2 separate regions of the Homo sapiens genome follow, and region 1 is linked to region 2. A link is an interaction called in ENCODE POLR2A ChIA-PET data of the cell type or tissue named here. Cell type or tissue: Panc1. All regions are shown on one strand. Links, peaks and the distances in the headings refer to the core of each region. The heading gives the core; the rest is flanking DNA. Region 1 overlaps RERE (arginine-glutamic acid dipeptide repeats). Region 2 overlaps RERE (arginine-glutamic acid dipeptide repeats).

Region 1 (10,183 bases), core at 2,515-7,514, 66 kb after region 2:
ATATCCAAATATTAATATTAAAATACACATAGCACATGAATTTAAAATTCATTTGGCTTTTAAAGGGTAGTGATTGGAAAAATCCTATCATGATAAAGTGCTTTAAAATACAAACATAAATGGCTAATACCACAAAGTTTGCCATTCACCCCAAGAAGTAATTTTCTATTTGATAGTTATAGCTATCTTTAAATTTTTAAATATTTATTTCTACAATATCTCTAGAGAGGATTGAACTACTGCCATTTAACAGATGGGAGTAAAATGAAATTCTCTCAACTTTATCTTTTCCCTTATGGTTCAGAAGACATCACTCTAATAACTTTATCTTTCCAAGGGGCATCATTCAAGTAACAACTCATCCTAAAAGGCCCATACTGGCTTTCAGTTGAGTGTATTCTGTATTATGCTCTGGCGTCTTTCCTGAAAATTGGAAGACAATAGAGTAACGCCTTCAAATTTTTGAGGAAAATAGTCTCCAACCTACAGTTCTATACCCGGCCAAACTGTGAGATAATCAAGGATGAGCATAAAATAAAGACATTTTCAGACACACACAGCCTCAAAACATTTACTTCCCATGTACCCTTCTCAGGAAAATACTTCACAAACAACAGAGGGAACCCCAACCAAGAAGCCATGAAAAATGATCTGAGAGTCATATGAAAGGGAAGTCTTCTTCCAACAACTCAGTGGCAGATCTAGACACCAAAATGAGGCAATGGGTTCCAGGAGGATAGCACCAAGGCTGATCTATAGATTAATATTTTCCATTACACTGATTTTCCAATAGTTCTGTTGGAAAATTTAAGGGTGATTTAGAGACGGGGCATACAAAACAAAACAAAGAATCAAAAGAGAGACAATTATTAATTCCAGGAAAGAAGTTGTACAAGAAATGTAATTCAATCATACCACAATTTTTTTTTTTAAGACGGAGTCTCACTCTGTCGCCAAGCCGGAATGCAGTGGAGCGATCCTGGCTCACTGCAACCTCCGCCTCCTGGGTTCAAGTGATTCTCCTGCCTCAGCCTCCCGAATAGCTGGGACTACAGGCGTGCGCTACCACGCCTGGCTAATTTTTGTATTTTTAGTAGGGATGGGGTTTCACCATGTTCGCCAGGATGCTCTCAATCTCTTGACCTTATGATCTGCCCGTCCTGGCCTCCCAAAGTGCCGGGATTACAGTCGTGAGCCACCACGCCCAGCCCACAATATTTGTTTTAAGCTATAACAATATATACATGCCTATAATAATATAAACATTCGGCTGGGTGCGGTGGCTCACACCTGTAATCCCAGCACTTTGGGAGGCCGAGGCGGGCAGATCACCTGAGGTCAGGAGTTCGAGACCAGCCTGACCAACATGGTGAAACCCCGTCTCTACTAAAAACACAAAATTAGCCAGGCGTGGTGGCAGGCGCCTGTAATCCGTGCTACTGGGGAGGCTGAGGCAGGAGAATCGCTTGAACCCAGGAGGCGGAGGTTTTGGTAAGCCGAGATTGCACCATTGCATTCCAGCCTGGGCAACAAGAGCGAAACTCCGTCTTAATAATAATAATAATATAAACATTCAATACTGATTTAACCACAAATGGTGATATTACCACAATGAGAAGGAAGAGGAAGAGGAGAAAGTAGAAGATATATAAAAGGTGACGGGCTGGCAAGGAGGCTCACATCTGTAATCCTAGCACTTTGGGAGGCCACAGCAGGCAGATTGCTTGAGCTCAAGAGTTCAGGACCAGTCTGGAAAACATGACAAAACCTTGTCTCTACAAAAAATACAAAAATTAGCCAGGTGTAGTGGTGCGTGCCTATAATCCCAGCTACTCAGGAGACTAAGGCAGGAGGATTGTTGAGCCCAGAAAGTAGAAGTTGCAGTGAGCCATGATCATGCCACTGGATTCCAGCCTGGATGACAGAGCAAGACCCTGTCTGGGGCGGGACGGGCGGGGAAGAGATTTAAATGGCTAAATTTAAATTACTCATTGGGTAAACTCAGCAAGTGATGTCTAAAATAGAAAATAAAAACAGGTCAGGCACAGTGGCTCACACCTGTGGTCTCAGCTACTTGGGAGACTGAGGCGGGAGGATCCCTTCAGCCATGGAGGGCGAAGCTGCAGTGAACAGTGATCAAGCCACTGCACTCCTTCCTGGGCAACAAAGTAAGGCCCCATCTCGAGGGAAAAAAAAAAGACAAAAAGAAAAGATAAAGAAGCCAGGCATGGTGGCTCATGCCTATAATTCTAACACTTTGAGAGGCCAAGGTGGCAGGATCACTTGAGCTCAGGAGTTCAAGTCCGGCCTAGGCAACACTGCAAGATCTCATCTCTACAAAAAAAAAAAAAAAAAAATTAAAAAATTAGCCAAGTGTTAGGGCACACACCTGTGGTCCCAGCTATTTGAGAGCCTGAAGGATCACTTGAGCCTGGGAGGTCAAGGCTGCAGTGACCCAAGACTGCACCACTGCACTCCAGCCTGGGCAACAGAGCAAGACTCTGTCTCAAAAAATAAAAATAAAACATAAAACATAAGCATGTCCTTTAGCAATATTGAGATAAGTGACAAAATAAATGGTTTTAAAAGTTCAAACAGTTTGCCTCTGAGAAGTGAAACTCAAGGATGGGAGGAACTACTAAAATAAACAAACAAAAAAAAATAAACAGTACACCACCACTTGATTAAGTACGTGCACATATATTACCTAGAAAAAAAAATCATATGAAATTAAAAATTAACACAAATGTTCCCAGAAGATCTTTGCTACCTTTTTTTAAAAAAAATTCACTAACCCATGTGCTTTGATCACCTGGTGAAGAAAGTAATAAAATTTCAGAATGGAAAAAAAGAAAAGGAATAAAAAAAAACCTAGCCAAAGAAGCAATCAATCTTTTTAAGACGTAGGCATCGGACTGAAATTTATTTTTCTTCAGAGGGCAGGCTGTACTACATTTTGCAACCTGCTAGTAAGACTCCTGAAATTTGGCCCCTCGATAATAATAATCTTATACCAAAAAGAAAGGAAAAAGACACAATCACAATTTTAAAAAATAAATGATATAACAACTCAATCACTATAATTTTAGTATGTATAAATGAGAAATACATCACTAACTAAAGTAACAGCTTTTAAAAGAAGCAGTAGGTGAAAGTACAAATAGATCATCCAGCTTCAAAAAACTTAATGAATTTTTAAAATCATTTTTAGCATTTTACCCATTTGTTTATTCACAATTATGTTCCATAGTCAGCTAATGGTTTTTGAAAAAGAGAGTAAGAATAAGATGGATAAGGGAAAGGAAAATCAAGCATGTTCTAAATTGCAAGTTAATCATTAGGTCAACAGTGGTAGTTTTCAGTATTTCTCAAACACAATAACGCCTTGTCATCGATTGAGAATACTGAATTTTAATGCCATTGTTTTGTCAATAAAAAGTGCTTATGTACACTTCACGAGTTCATTAATAATCCTCTAAGAAGACCTAAATTAAAGCTTGGCAAGCAGTTTCTCATGAAACAAAATTTGCTTTAGTTCTGGTTTGTTAGAACTAAATGCACCAAGTGGCAAATTAAGATGTAGAAACATACCTTAAAGGTTATGCTTTGAAAGTATTCAATGACTCAAACAGAGGCATCATTAGGCAGTAGCAAAATAAATACTAAGATTCCTATTTCATTTGCAATCTGTTAAGTTTCAGACAGATAATTTTACAATGACCACCAATAGCTATCAGGATAAACTTCGAAAGGAGATAGACATACATTCCCTAAATTTCATCAGAGGACTGGAAGGTAACCAGGATAGATCCCATTTTCAGCATTAAAAGTGATCAAAAGAGTCCAATAATTCACATAGAAGATGCCATTGTGCTGTCTATACTGTGTGTATTTAATGTCCATGGGAATGCTGACATGTGCACTCCAAGTGGTGATTGAAGAGTCAACTAAGTAGGGGGAAAGGGCTTGGAGCAAAAATTTCAACTAAAAATAATCCAGTTACAGGAGAATAGTACCAGGCAAGCTGGAAAAACTATAATCAAAGTCTGTATTTCCAGTTTCAATAGTAAACACAGTTGTTAAGAGTGGTTAACACACAAGACCATAAGTGCATGCAATTTCAAGTCAGAAACATCTGTTTTACCAATAGTATCCCTGTTATGTCCTCCATTTCTTTACTAAAGCAGAATGTGAGAGTAAGAACAAGAGCAAGCACAATGTATGAAAGAAAGTAAGCAGTCAATTTACCTTAGAAAACATTAGGACTTTCATATAAGTTCCTAAAATCATAAATTCTAAAGCCGTTAGATTTCTAGAACTTGACAAGATTTCTTTAAAAAACAGGGTCAGATAAGAATTTTGCCTTTCCTCCTATTAGTTTTTAGTCCCCACCAGCTGAAGCAGGGTGCCCGTTTCTACACCAAAGAGCGGCAAAATGAAGAAAATCAAGCAAATTACACAGCAAAGGCAGAAATGCCTTCTATTTCATGAGAAAAGAGAAATGGTGCAAGCCAATGGATCACCAACCTCAATGCACTGAACAGCTGAATTTTTTTGTTTAGTTCTGAGAATAAAGCTGTGGTTTAATTTCATCAATAGTGAAGTTTAGTCCTACCTATTTTGCTGGGTGATTTTAAATGGTAGGTGACTCTCTTCATCTGGTACTCTAAGAGCAGGCAGCAACATTTCATCCTTAGTTCTGACTGAGCTTCCCAGTCTTCAGCAAATTTAGCCTAGTGGTAAAGGTCTCTAGCTCTGGAGTCAGATGGCCAGGGTTCTCCTAATCTAAGATTTTCTAACTGCATAACCTTGGGAAAGTCTCCATATGCCCATCTATACAATGTGGTTAATAACAGTACCCACTGCACAAGGTTATCATGGAGATGAAATGAAATAATTCAAGCAAGGCCTTGGATGGAGTGCACAGCACACAGGAAATGCTCAGTGAATGCCAGACACCATTAACCGTGTCATCTTGGACTCTGTCATCGACTTATTGTAAAAACCTGATTAAAACAATTAAAGGAGGGCCTAAATCACCCCAACAGTGAGGGTGGTAATTCATTATTTGTCTGTGAAGTACATCACCCCACTAAAAAAAAGAAACAGGCAGGGGGCAGCAAAATCAGCATTTTGCTTTTCATCCTTGTTACTATCACTGCTACATTATTTATGTGAACTGGGAAGGAGTGTGTCCGGACAGATGCTCAGCTGGGTTCTGCAAGCAGAGCATCCATCACAAAAGGTAGTGCCTGTCTCAGGAGCAAGCCCCTTTCCTGCCTCCTCTCTCCCCTTCATCAGTCACCACTAGGGAGAGCACAGTGGAGCCACACAGCAGCTGGGCAATGTCAAAACATTATTGTCCAAGCACTCTGTTCAATGATTTTGATGAAATAAAGTAATCCACCCCTAAATGACTCATTTTGTCCCAAATTAGCATCCTTAAGGTAATTATTAAATATCCAAAAGGATCCAGGGTGTATTAGAAACAAAGGAGGGGGTGAGGAACATTGATATACTACCAACAGGCACCCTACTATAAATTTACTAAAACAGGAATCATGAAATGATTGAAATGACACCAAATTATACAACATAAACATAGAGGAACAAATGACAGAGATTTGCCCTCTGCTTAATTCAGCTTACATAGATGTCTATCAAAGACAAGTTTCTACAGAGTCACAAGCACACTGTATTCAAATAATCTTCATTTCCATTTTCTCTGGACAAGCGAAAGTAAGCCTACCACAACAGTTAATGGGTTAAAAACTGTCACATTTTCAAAACATTTACATTATTTAAATGCTTATGTGTCTACCACCACCCCCAGAGAATTAATCACCTCCTTATTACTGTCACCTCTCTACCCTCCATATAATTCTACTGCTGCGTTTCTCACAGACTTAAAATTATTTTCATATAAATTGGTCTTTGCTGCTATATGAAGCAACTCAGGGCATGGAGCACGTTTGATTCATTTTTGTATTCCCAAATCTTCCTGAATAATTTACTCACTCATTAATGGAACTTACAAGCCCTAATATGTGCCAGATGCTTTGGGGCGGCTGAGGCGGGCAAATCATGATTTCAAGAGATCGAGACCATCCTGGCCAACATGGTGAAACCCTGCCTCTACTAAAAATACAAAAAAAAAAAAATTTAGCTGGGCATGGTGGTGCACGCCTGTAGTGCCAGCTACTCAGGAGGCTGAGGCAGGAGAATCGCTTGAACCCAGGAGGCAGAGGTTGCAATGAGCCGAGATCGCGCCACAGCACTCCAGCCTGGCGGCAGCAAGACTCCATCTCAAAAAAAAAAAAAACAGCACAAGCACTTAGAATACATCTATGAACAAAGTAGAAAGACACTCCTGACCTCAAGGGGTTTACATTCTGCAGGGAGAAACAAACAATAACCAACAGATTTTTTTGTATTCTATAAATTTCACACAATATTCAAAGGCAGTAAGTGCTAAGAAAAAAAAGTAGAGCAAGAAGGATTAAACATATGCAGAGGGTAGGTACCAGCTGGAGAGAGAAGAGAGACAGACAGACAGAGTCAGAGAGAGAGCAAGAGAGAGAGAGAGAACAAGAACGAGCAAGAGAGAGCAAGCGAGCCGGCAGGACTAGAACACAACTGAGGGTGGAGGGTGCCGGCAACGGACGAGTCGAGTCCAAGGTCAGGGTAGGCCTCATAGGCCACTGTAGGGGAGTTCTTATAATTGTATAACCCCAAGAGTAGACAAGAAGCACACATCCCAAAATACGTTACTTGTACATGAAACATCCAGGCTCCATTAAAATTAAAAATCTAGCCGGGCACAGTGGCTCACGCCTGTAATCCCAACACTTTGGGAGGCTGAAGAGGGCGGATTACTTGAGGTCAGGAGTTTGAGACCAGCCTGACCAACACGGTGCAACCCCGTCTCTACTAAAATTACAAAAATTAGCCAGACATGGTGATGCACACCTGCAATCCCAGTTACTCAGGAGGCTGAGGCAAGAGAACTGCTTGAACCCAGGAGGCGGAGGTTGCAGTGAGCCGAGATCACCACCACACACCAGCCTGGGTGACAGAGCGAGACTCTATCTCAAAAAAAAAAGTTGTTTTAGTATTTCTCAGGTACCCGATAGGTCATCTTAGAAGGAGCCCACCTTGAAGACACTGCCCTAGGCTGGTAAAACTTGGACAGTTAACACTGCATTCCTCAGACAACTGGGAGCACTGCAGAGGTCTGCTTCCCCAAGCCCCTGAACGACAGCCTGGGACTTCCCTGCAGGCCTGAACACAAGATCTCAGGAAATGGAAGAGTTGAACCGAAAGAGTTTTTGTATTTTTCCACTCAAGACTTTTTTATTATTATTTTTTTAGAAGGAGTCTCGCTCTGTTGCCCAGGCTGGAGTGCAGTGGCCCAACCTCGGCTCACTGTAACCTCCGTCTCCTAGGTTCAAGCAGTTCTCCTGCCTCAGCCTCCCGAGTAGCTGAGACTGAAGGTGCCCACTACCACACCCAGCTAATTTTTTTCTATTTTTAATAGAGAGAGGGTTTCACCATGTTGGCCAGGCCATTCTCAAACTCCTGACCTCAGGGGATCTGCCTGCCTCAGCCTCCCAAAATGCCGGGATTACAGATGTGAGCCACCGTGCCTGGCAAGAGATTCTTAAAACCTCTTCTGGTGAGAAGTGAGGCACCTGACCAGGACCAATGGGATTTGGTGACTTGGTCTCACACCTGCTTTCTCTCTGTTGGAAGGGTTGCTGGCCTCTATTAGAAATTTTAATTACTATCTGGCAAAAATATGTTCTCCTTTCTGACTGCTTAAATATGTAAGATGGGTCCCTCAGTGCTAGCTAACCTCAAAACTCAAAACTAAATCATCTTAATAACATAAACCCTTATCTCTGTCTTGACAGCAGTAACACGGAGCTGAACAGTCAGCTACCAGCATATCTCATTTCATTGCATTTGCTTTGCTGCGCTTTGCAGATACTACTTTTTCTCACCTAGCAAACTGAAGGCTTTGGCAACCCTACATCAGGGAAGTCTACTGGTGCTTTTTGTTCTTTGTTTCTGCTTTCTTCAGCCCTTTTTCTGTCTATGAAGCCAACCTCCTCTACTGCACTCATTGGAATGCTTACATTTATTCTACTTCATAAGGTATTGCCCAATTCTAGAACCACAAATAAAGCCAACTGAAATCTTTAAACGATATTTGTTGTAATTGTGTCTTCTGACAGAAACACAACTCAATCCACGCACAGGTCTTCCTGCCTCAACCTTTGCTAACCTAGCACCCATCTACCTTCCCCTTGGCTATCAAACCAATGTTTCTGAAACTCAATTCTGGTAACATCCCTTTTCTACTTAAAACTCCCATTAGCTTTTTCATCCAAACTATAATGACAGCGATACTAATATTTATTGAGTGCTAACTGTACACCAGGTACTGCTGTAAGTATTATACATATATGACAATATTCCTACAGGATAGGCACTATTATTACCTCCTCTTTTATAAGTGAGCAAACCAAGAGACAAAGGTGTTAAGTAACATCTGTTCAATAAAGCCACAGACTTGGCCTTCATATCCCTGGGTTCCACATCTGTGGTTTCAACCAACCACGGACTGAAAATATTTGGAGGAACAAAAAAAGGATGGTTGCTTCTGTACTAAACATGTATAGAATTTTTTAAGTCTTTATTCCATAAACAATACAGTATAATAACTATTTACATGGCCTTTACATTGCACTGAATACTATAAGTAATCTGGAGACGATGTAAAGTATAAGGGAGGATATGGTCTAAAGTATGTTGGAGGATGTGCATAGGTTACATGCAAATACGACACCATGTTATTTAAAGAACTTGAATGTGTGTGGATTTTGGTACCCACCGATGGTCCTGGAACCAATCCCCCACGAATACTGAGAGAGGACTATGTAGTTAGTTTCAGAACCTGCATTTAAACTCAGGCTCTATACCTCAAAATAAAAAGCTATTTGACATGGAAATTCAATTAATCAACAGAGTTGTCTTTGACCCTCTACCTATCAAAAACTACTGACAGCACAAACGATTCAGAACTTTCAACAGAGAAAAGAGAAGGTGTCCAGAAAGGAATGCTGAGTCTCTCTTAACACAGCTATCAAATCCTGAATGCCTCACAAACATCAGATCAGCCATCCATCACCAAAATGGGAGGGGGAGGTAGGAATCGAAACTGCAGAATGACAACAAAGAAGAATAAAATCTAACAACTCAGCAACAATATACCCTCAGGTTAGAGATAAGGAAGAATAAACAATTCAGTCTGAAAGGACTTCTACCAAGAAGAGATTAGTAATTAGACTGAATGGCTGTGGTTCAATATAAAGTATAGAAATGCAATTTTTTTCCCTCTAAACAGAACATAGGCACAACCCCAGAAGTTACTCAAGAGGGCTTTAAAAAAGAAAACAAACTCTAAAACAAAGAGTATCTTTAAACACTAATCATTGTTTTTTTTTCTAAAATCACTATTAGAACACTACCTGACAAGGTCTTTAAAGGGTTCACTGTTGATTAAGCCATTTTCATGGCCTAGTAAGTTTGAGTTCTATTAATTCAGACTGTGCTATGTACACTGAAATTTTGTCTTAGGCAGGCTCAACAGAACAGTTCTTCAAATTAAGCAAGTGCTTAATGTTAGGTAGAAAAAATATGTCGCTGTGAAATATATACTGTCCAAGTACTATTTGGTGCCAACAAAAGCTAACAAACAGGCTGTGTTTTTAAGTCTAAGCAGAAGAAAAGTAACCACTACCTGTACAGAATACAGTTCGGCTCTTTCAGTATTTCAGATAAAAAGAAGGACTGAAACCAGAAACAACCTACTTTCTAGCTCTGAATTACCATCATCACATTGTATAAATCATTAGGTGGGGACAGAATACACCAAAATAGAAATCACAAGCTGAAAGAGCCTTGAATTCCTTCCCTTAAATGAAGCTCTTATATCAAATGAATCTATATAGTCTCTGTGTGTTCCAGCATTTTGTCAACTTGTAAATCAAAGATTTTGTTCCATAGCCCTTCTCAATTTTCTACATTTAACATCTGACAAAAACCAGCTTTTATCTTTACCAAAGATATTCTATCCCTAGAAAGTCACTATTTAAAATGATGTCATTTATATCATGTA
Region 2 (10,183 bases), core at 2,516-7,515:
CAAGCTGGTCTTGAACTCCTGGGCTCAATCTACCTACCTACCTCCACCTCCCAAAGTTCTGGAATTACAGACGTGAGCCACTGCACCTGACCTATAGTCATTTACTTTAAATAGGTTTTAGAAATAACGTATATTCCATTTTTATTCAAACTAGATCCTCAGGTTTCATTTTGCCTAGTTTGAATTTTTTCCAGCTTAAATTCCATTTGCATCAAAAGAAAATAACACTTAAGTGATCAAAGTAAACAATTCTAGTTTCCAGGGCATTTTTCCTCAAAATTGTCAAATAAAATGGTCAAATATTTTGCATCACCTAAGATTTCACAAACCACAAACTTATATACATAAATACATGTTTTGCACTATGTTCATGAAAGTAGAAGGAACACATATTCTAGGACTATAGGGTAAATAGGACAATCAAACAAAATTATCAGTTAATATGACAAAATGTTAAAAAATTAATACATACTTTTGAAAAAAAAAATACATTTCATTATCCAAATAGCAAGCAATACCAATATGCCAAAATAAAAAAAAAAATCTCACAATAATATGAAGTTAGTTTTTTAACCAGTTCTACCTACACCAGAAATAAAGGAATCAAATTTCCTAGAACCTAACTGAAAACAGTAGAAAGAAATTAATATGCCACCTACAGCAAACTCCAGAAATCAATATCCTATGCTAAAGAAGCCCAGAAGGAAAATCTGGCTGCACACAGCTGTGTAATAAATCAATTTGTTACCGTGACAGTCATCTCAAAACAGGAGTAATGGCTGACAGACAACAAAGAAGTTAGATCTGACTCAAGGACAATATACAATAGAGCCCCACAAGGTTTTTGTTTTGGTTTTATTTTTAAACAAGTCTGTTAAATCATTCATTGGGAAGTAATACAAAACAGACTTCCAGAAGTCTTATTCTAATTTTAACATCATCAATGAGTCAATAATTTTTTTTAATGTTTCTAGAAATTTCTTTATTCAACAAATATTATGGAATACAGGCTGGGCGCGGTGGCTCTCACCTGTAATCCCAGCAGTTTGGGAGGCCGAGGTGGGCAGATCACTTGAGGTCAGGAGTTCGAGACCAGCCTGGCCAACATGGTGAAACCCTGACTCTACTAAAAACACAAAAATTAGCCGGGCGTGGTGTCACACGCCTGTAATCCCAGCTACTCTCGAAGATGAGGCAGGAGAATCACTTGAACCCAGGAGGCGGAGGTTGCAGTGAGCTGAGATTGCACCACTGCACTCCAGCCTGCATGACAGGGCAAGACTCCGTCTCAAAAAAAAAAAAAAAAATGTATATATATTATGGAATACACACTATGTGTACACTATTGTCAGTAGATGGCAGGAATTCAATGATGAGTGGGGGAAAATAAGAATTGCTGTTTTTTTGGAGAAGGGAGACTTATTAATCCTAATAAAATTATTACTGTTCTAAGTGCTAGAAGAAAAGATACAAAAAAGGCTATAACAGTATTTATTAAGGAAATGTATTTGACTAACCTGGGAGAAAGGCAGTGACACTGGGGTGGCAGAGCTTAAGAAAAGATAAGAATTAAGTGTGTTACCGAGACGAGAAGAGCAAGTGCAAAGGCCCCGAGGCAGGCGGGAACATGGGCAGTGTAAGTAACAAAATCTATTATGCTGAGCTCCTAAGGACAAAATTAAGGTAATCCCAGAGTTTAGCAGCAAAGGTGAAAAAGACCTGGTTGTGACAACGCATGAGATTAAACCGTAGTGATAAATTCTAAATAATATTTAATTTCTCCATAAGATCACATGCTTCTAAACACTAAACAATTTAAATATAGCTTGGGACAGAAAAGTATGATTATATGAAAGCCTACCTTTATCCTCAAAGTATCCCTGCTATGCTCATTCTCAGTGACATTTCGAGAGGTCCCTATAATTTATACTTATTCTGAGTAGTAAAACCAATTCAGAGATGTAGAAAGCAATAAATATTTGAAAAATCTTAATTTGTGCTTTATATCCCATAGAAATAAATGAGTATTAAAGATCTATTCACTTGGAAGCGGTGGTTCACGTCTGTAATCCCAGCACTTTGGGAGGCCAAGGTGGGTGGATCACCTGAGGTCAGGAGTTCGAGACCAGCCTAGCCAATGTGGTAAAACCCTGTCTCTACAAAAAATACAAAAATTAGGCCAGGAGCAGTGGCTCACGCCTGTAATCCCAGCACTTTAGGAGGCCGGGGCGGGCAGATCACAAAGTCAGGAGATCGAGACCATCCTAGCCAACATGGTGAAACCCCGTCTCTACTAAAAACACAAAAATTAGCTGGGCATGGTGGCACGCGCCTGTAATCCCAGCTACTTATGAGGCTGAGGCAGGAGAATCGCTTGAACCCAGGAGGCGGAGGTTGCAGTGAGCCGAGATCGCACCACTGCCCTCCAGCCTGGCGACAGAGTGAGACTCCATCTCAAAAAAAAATAAAAATTAAATTAAATTAAATAAATAAATAAATAAAAATAAATTAGCTGGGTGTAGTGCCACGTGCCTGTAATCCCAGCTACTCAGGAGGCTGAGGCAGGAGAATTGCTTGAACCCAGGAGGCAGAGGTTGCAGTGAGTTGAGATCTCACAACTGCATCAAGCCTGGGCAACAGGCTGAGACTACGTCTCAAAAAAAAAAATCTACCATTTAAAAACTAGTAATTTGGCCAGATGCAGTGGCTCATACCTATAACCCCAAGACTTTGGGAGATGGAGGCAGGAGGATCACTTGAGGCCAGGAGTTCAAGACCAGCCTGAATAACATAGCAAGACCCCATCTCTACAAAAAAATTGTTAATAGGCCAGGTGTAAGCACACCTGTAGTCCTAGCTACTCAAGAGGCTGAGGCAGGAGAAGCAATTGAGCCCAGGAGTTCGAGGATGTGGTTAACTATGATCACGCCACTACCCTCCAGTCTGAGCGACAGAGTGAGACTCTCTGTTTTTTTTTAAGCTAGTAATCCATTGAAGATATCCTTTACAACATTCTCCACAGATCCTAAGCTTTTAAGATACAACTAAGCACACAGGATCTCTGCAAGTGGGTGAGGATAATGGTTTTTCATCACTAACAAAGGATGTTATTGTAGTAGTTTATATCAAGAAAGTAAAAGACCAGGTGCAGTGGCTTAGGCCTATAATCCCAGCACTTTGGGAAGCCAAGGCAGGAGGATGACTTGAGCCTGGGAGGTCAAGGCTGCAGTGAGCTGTGATCATACCACTGACAGCCTGGATGACAGAGCAATACCCTGTCTCAAAAGAAAAAAAAAAAAAATCAGGAAACAAAACAAAGGAAAGAAAAAACTCAACCCCCATCTGGGAATCTAATCACAGTACTCTGCTGGTTTTTTTGGTTTTGTTTTTTGTTTTTTAAGAGACAGTCTTGCTCTGTCACCCAGGCTGTAATATAATGGCATGTAGTTCACTGCAGCCTTAAACTCCTGGCCTCAAGTGATCCTCCCACCTGAGACTCTCAAAGTGCTGGGATTACAGGTGTGAGCCACCTTGCCCAGCCCAGCACCCTACTTCTGATTCTTCAGTTTAAGTAACCCTAAAGAACAGACAATATTTAACAAATACTCATTTAGAGAAAAAGCTGTTTGGAGAAGGCAGCTAACTCAGCTTCAAATCCATCACCAAAACGAAAGGAAACCACTGAGAAGGTCAAAGACAGTCTCCTTACCAAATAGACATCCACTGGACCTGGCAGGATGCAAAGGCACAGCCCCCACTCAAGCAAAAGGGTGCCTCACATGGAGCTGTCTTGCTCTGGGTGCCACGGAAATCTTCCAAACCATGTGTGGCCTTTATAGATCCTTCATAATACACTTAGCTTTCAGAGACAGCATACCTTTCTCACATGTCACAAAGGTTTTCAGATTCACTGAAACACTACCAGCCTCCACAAATACATAGTTCTTGCCCAAGCACTTTAAGAACCATTCTGTAAATAAGTCCTTAGCAATCTCCCTTCACATATTCTTCCAGACTCAAGAAGGGAGGTGTATTAGTCCATTCTCACGCTGCTATAAAGAACTGCCTCAGACTGGGTTATTTATAAAGGACAGAGGTTTAATTGATCCACAATTCCACAGGGCTGGGGAGGCCTTAGGAAGCTTACAATTATGGTGGAAAGAGAAACAAACACATCCTTCTCATATGACAGTAAGAGAGAGAAGGGCTGAGCAAAGGTGGAAAGGCCCCTTATAAAACCATCATATCCTGTGAGAACTCACTCACTATCATAAGAACATGATGGCGGAAACTGCCCCCATGATTCATTTATCTCCACCTAGTCCCGACCTTGACACGTGGGGATTATTACAATTCAAGGTGACATTTGGGTGAGGACACACAGCCAAATCATTATCAGGAGGACTTCCTATAATCATAGTTCACCACGCCCAGCTAATTTGTAAAAATTTCACTACAATCATAGAGCACTGCAACCTTGACCTCCTGTGCTCAAGAGATCCTCCCACTTCAGTCTCACAAGTAGCCGAGACTAAAAGCACACGCCACTGTGCCCAGATCCAAGACTGTTTGTGGTTTGTTGGTTTATTTCTATTTTTAGGGAGATACTCAGCAGAAACAGGGTGCCACAGTCCCATAAATGGGAAAAATAGCCGGTGTTTTTCATGTTAAAGAGGTTTCCTTAACTGTCGGGCTTCTTGGAGTCACTAATTCTGACTCTCTCATGAGGGAGACTGTACAGGCAGCATTTTCCACACATATTTGACTACTATTTTTGGTGAAATGTCCCCACTGACACCAGAATAACGTTCCATATTATAAATGCTGAGAAAGGTTAGCATTCAATACTGCACAAGGCAGCTTGCCTTTTGACAGTGATCCAAACTGTATTACCACATTAAATTGTTATCAAGAGAAAGGATAATAAAAAAGTAAATCTTTCCTTATACTGAAGTTATCATAATGTAATCTATATCTAAAAGAGTTGGCCAGGCGCGATGGCTCACGCCTGTAATCCCAGCACTTTGGGAGGCCGAGGCGGGTAGATCACGAGGTCAGGAGATCGAGACCACGGTGAAACCCCGTCTCTACTAAAAATACAAAATATTAGCTGGGCGCAGTGGTGGGCGCCTGTAGTCCCAGCTACTGGGGAGGCTGAGGCAGGAGAATGGCGTGAACCCGGGAGGCGGAGCTTGCAGTGAGCCAAGATCGCGCCACTGCACTCCAGCCTAAGCAACAGAGCGAGACTCCACCTCAAAAAAAAAAAAAAAAAAAAAAGGGTTAACATGTTTTGTTCCTTTCCCATGATTTAGATGTGCGTACGCCCTAAACAAGCAATCTGTGGTAACTCTGAGAGATTCTTCAGTCACTAAGAAATTCTTACTGCCCAATAGCTGAGTCTACATCAAAGATAAATACAGACAGTACTGTAACCTACACACATCATTTAATCGTTACAGCAGATTTCTAACTGCTCTAAAACCTCCACTCTGATCAATTTATATCACACAAATACCTTCTCAGTTAATCTCCAACCAAGAAATTGTAGCTGTGAATGCAAATTTGTCTGTATTAAGTTCTAGCACTGACTTTTTTTTTTTTTGCGGGGGGGAGGGGTGGAGACAGGGTTTTGCTCTGCTGCACAGGCTGCAGTGCTATGATGTGAACGGGGCTTACTGCAGCCTTGCCCTCCTGAGCTCAAGGGATTCTTCTACCTCAGCCTCCTGAGTAGCTGGGACTGCAGTCTCATCACACTCCCAGCTAATTTTTTACTGTTTTGCAGAGATACGGTCTCACTATGTTGCCCAGGCTGGTCTCCACACTACTCAAGCAATCCTCCCGCCGCCTCAGCCTCTCAAAGTGCTGGGATTACAGTCATGAGCCACCGTGCCCAGCCCCACTGACATCTTTTGAAATTTAAAAAACTCCTGTGTGGGAGAATGAAAATCTGGAACTTGACGTGAAGTTCATAACAGTAACAGCATTCCTCAGTAAAATGATTGTTCCAGATTATGGACATAACACAGTGAAGTATTTTAATCTCCTTCTCAGAAAAACATAAAAATGGGCAGCTTTAATCTGCTAATTACATCTCATACAAAATTCATGTCACTCTTCAACAGTAAAAGTAACTCAAACAAAATGATTTCACCTAGGTTTTACTGGCTTCTGTAAGAAAGGATCTTGTTTTGTTTTTTTTTGTTTTTTTTTTTGAGACAGGGTCTTGCTCTGTTGCCCAGGCTAGAAAGCAGTGGTGCAATCATGCTTCACTACAGCCTCGACCTCCCAGACTCAAGTGATGCTCCTGCCTCAGCCTCCTGAATAGCTGGGACTACAGGTGTGTGCCACCAGGCCCAGCTAATTTGTAAAAATTTTTTGTAAAGATGGGGGTCTCACTACGTTGCCCAGGCTGGTCTTGAACTCCTGAGCTCAAGCAATCCTTCTGTCTCCGCCTCCCAAAGTGCTGGGATTACACTGTGCCCAGCCTAAAAAAGGTGTCTTAATACACACAATACATCAAATGAAAAGGAAAGGCTTTGCTAGTGTTCAACAGGTTTTGACTCACTTGTTTCCCTGATCTCATCTAAAAGTTGAGTCTGTCTTTTTTTGAGCAATGCTATAAGCCACAATATACTGGTGTGACCATAATACATTTTCTGGAAAACCAAGCAGGTTAGATGACTACTTCTATTATTGTTGATTAGAGAGCCTGAAGCTCAAATTTTTGGAAAAGGAAGTTAGCAGGAGCAATACATCTCTGATCTTCAGGGCTTTTTTTTTTTTCTGAGACGGAGACTCGCTCTGTTGCCCAGGCTGGAGTGCAGTGGTGTGATCTCGGCTGACTGCAACCTCCACCTCCTGGGTTCAAGCAATTCTCCCGTCTCAGCCTCCCAAGTAGCTGGGATTAGAGGTGCACACCACCGAGCCCAGCTAATTTTTGTATTTTTAGTAGAGACAGGGTTTCATCATGTTGGTCAGGCTGGTCTCGAACTCCTGACCTCAGGTCACCACCCGCCTCAGCCTCCCAAAGTGCTAGAATTGCAGGCGTGAGCCACCATGCCTGGCCTAAAGGCCATTTTTAAAAAGTACCTCTCTAGAGTCTGGTCGATCCTGTCCCAAGGTAAAATTTCCTGTTTCCAAGAATCTTAAGGTTTACTTGTCTCCACCAAGCAGTCAATTCTGCAGGGTCACCACAGTCTCATTTATGATTGAAGATTAAAAAGCAAGCATGAATTCAAAAGACAAAAAAATACTAAGCAGATGGTCCAGTTAGAGAACAAGCAGCACAGGAAAATAAGAAAAGAACTCATGAATGCATAAACCAGGACACAAGAGCAAATTAAGGCAGACACAAGCAAGAAGTGGGTGAACCTAACTGACCAAAAGTGGGTCACATGTTTACCAAATTAAGTTTCCTACTCTTCTAGATTCCAAGCCTTCCTTAAAGTGTACAAAGCGTATTTATTTCACCATAATGCCAAGATCATTCCCCCACTGTAAACATTGGCAAGACCCAAACGTAAGGCTCCTTACCTCCTGGTCTGTAGACCACATCATCTTCAGTGATGTAGGATGTTATCTCACCGGTATCTGTCCTTTCATAACGAGACTTTTTTTTCGGTGGTTTCTTCTTATTCTTCTTCGTGGACTCCTCTGCGGTGGCACTATTGTTGTCATTGTCCTCGTCTTCACTGTGATCACTCTCAGCATAATTTTTGGCTCCTCCTTCCAAGGTACAGCTCCGGCGTGGCCTTGAATTCTCACTCTCTCTTGCTTTGTCTCTTTTCTCTCTCTCTCGGTCCCGGTCTCGGTCCCGGTCCTTCTCTTTGTCTTTGTCTTTGTCTTTGTCCGCTGTCATGATTCGCCACGTGCCTTCTTCTGTCCTCTCACGGCTAGGCCTCCGTGAAAGGTAGACAGTAAGCCTGGGCTTCAGTCTTCTGAATTTCTCACTCAATTCCAGGGAAAATCCAACCACTCCAACAACCCCAACGTTTCAAAAATGCTAGGAGAGAAAAAAGAATGGTTTTAACGCTTTTTCATATTTGTTTCCTAAAATAATGTTTTGTTAAATGAATCTCTTACTTATTCATGCTTTACACCTAAAAACTTCGCACAAGCCACAGGAGAAAAATTAAGTGTTAAAATTTAAAAACTACAGTTTTTGGTCTCAGCAAATGGTTTGGGGTTTTTTATGACACCAATAATAAAAACTGTCTGAATGCCTAAGAGTAAACTACACTTCCTCCACCTTACATGTTTTCTCCTTTTTAAAGAAAAAGCAAACCAATACCCTGGTAGACAACATATAATGGGTATTATTATACAAAAGGAGCTTCATAACTCATAATATTAATTTAAAGAGGAAAGAATCTGTAGTAAAAATTATTTCCAGGCCAGGCACTGCGGCTCATGCCTTGTAATCCCAGCATTTTGAGAGGCCAAGCCAGAAGGACCACTTGAAGCCAGGAGTTCAAGACCAACCCTGGCAACAAAGCGAGATCCCATCTCCAACATAAAATAAAATATTTCTACCTGAAAAAATAGTAATAGTTTGCAGCACTGTCAAAAATGTCTCAGGATAGGCCGGGCGCGGTGGCTCACGCCTGTAATCCCAGCGCTTTGGGAGGCCGAGGAAGATGGATCACGGGGTCAGGAGATCAAGATCATCCTTGCTAATGTGGTAAAACCCTGTCTCTACTAAAAAATACAACAAAAATTAGCTGGGTGTGGTGGCGGGCGCCTGTAGTCCCGGCTACTCAGGAGTCTGAGGCAGGAGAATGGCGTGAACCCAGGAGACGGAGCTTGTAGTGAGCCGAGATTGTGCCACTGCACTTCAGCCTGGGCGACAGAGCGAGAGACTCCGTCTCAAAAAAAAAAAAAAAAGAAGAAGAAAAGAAAAAAAAGTCTCAGGATATCGCATAGAGCACTATATTCTAAAGATATTTTCTGGCTACTTCTACAAACTCCCAGAACTTCCTTCAAGAATAAAAATAATATTTAACTCAAACGAAAGTGAGAGCTTCAGAGCAAGATTTTTCCACCTTCAGTTACATTTTACACATCTTTTCATCCTACCATTTTCAGTTATGTTCCAAGGAAAATGATCTCTCTAAAGATGTATTACTGGCCAGGCGTGGTGGCTCACACCTGTAATCACAGCACTTTGGGAGGCCAAGGCAGGGGGATCACGTGAGGTCAGAAGTTCGAGACCAGCCTGGCCAACGTGGTGAAACTCTGTCTCTACTAAACACACAAAAAGTAGCTGGGCACAGTGGCACACGCCTATAGTCCCAGCTACTTGGGAGGCTGAGGCAGGAGAATCGCTTGAACCTAGGAGGCAGAGGTTACAGTGAGCCGAGATCACACCACTGCACTCCAGTCTGGGCAAAAGACTCCATCTCAATAAAGAAAAGAAAATGTATTGTCTCTGCCTTAACAAAACATAACAGCTTCCAGAAACAAGCTTCCATCTTTCGGGAATATTAAGTGGTTTTTACAGTCTTCCAGATTTCTACTATAAATGGTATCCCTAATAAAGTACTCCCCAAAAAGAAACCCAACAAGAAAAGTCTTGAGGTTTTTAAGCGTCTGCAATGGGAAAAGTGAATCCCAAACTCCAAGCTAACACAGTTCTTACAGATATTTTATAGCAGGAAAAAATTTTGTCTTTCTAAGTCAGTTTTGGAATAGACCTAACAATAAATTTATAAATAAATAATTTATCTTTTGTTTTTCTTATGATCTTCCCCAATACCCTATCTCACTTATTCAACAAATCTTTACTAAATACTATGTGCCAAGTGTTAGAACTAAAACCACAATGGAGGAGAAAACTCATGGTCCTTGTTCTCAATGCTCAAATGCAACAAAAGGAGGCAACCGATCAATCTAAGAAGCTTCTGTTTCTCATGCAACTAGGGTGAGAAAGGAAACAGTGCATATAAACAAACAAAAGATTGGTCCTCTTTACTTGACAACCACAAACAAATCAGTTTGCAGTTACATGCTTCAGATGCAGAGAAAATTCTCTTTGGTCAGCCAGGCATGGTGGCTCATACCTGTAATCCCAGCACTTTGGGAGGCCGAGGTGGGCAGATCACGAGGTCAGGAGGTCGAGACCATCCTGGCTAACACGGTGAAACCCCATCTCTACTAAAAATACAAAAAATTAGCCGAGCGTGGT

Evidence for each region. Peaks named below come from ENCODE experiments on the same cell type or tissue, not always from the same donor. Only the 100,000 strongest peaks of a DNase experiment are listed, where the experiment ranks them.
Region 1: POLR2A ChIA-PET joins it to region 2 with 15 read pairs; 14 of 35 experiments call an interaction of 5 or more read pairs at or near these places.

What each region holds. Positions count from the first base shown.
Region 1 is chr1:8,713,962-8,724,144 of GRCh38, forward strand. The region is part of intron 1 of RERE (arginine-glutamic acid dipeptide repeats); the gene reads right to left. Among named protein-coding and RNA genes, the nearest start is that of RERE, 99 kb to the right of the region's middle. RefSeq lists a silencer at 7,138-7,378. In Panc1, for the core only: CTCF peaks have their summits at 5,150 and 5,350; no DNase peak of the experiment used is centred there; H3K27ac peaks cover 1,678 bases.
Region 2 is chr1:8,648,440-8,658,622 of GRCh38, forward strand. It overlaps RERE (arginine-glutamic acid dipeptide repeats), which reads right to left. Exons shown (of 23, transcript NM_001042681.2): 2 at 7,534-8,002. The coding sequence starts at 7,858. Among named protein-coding and RNA genes, the nearest start is that of SNORD128, 160 kb to the left of the region's middle. RefSeq lists an enhancer at 3,604-3,683. In Panc1, for the core only: no CTCF peak of the experiment used is centred there; no DNase peak of the experiment used is centred there.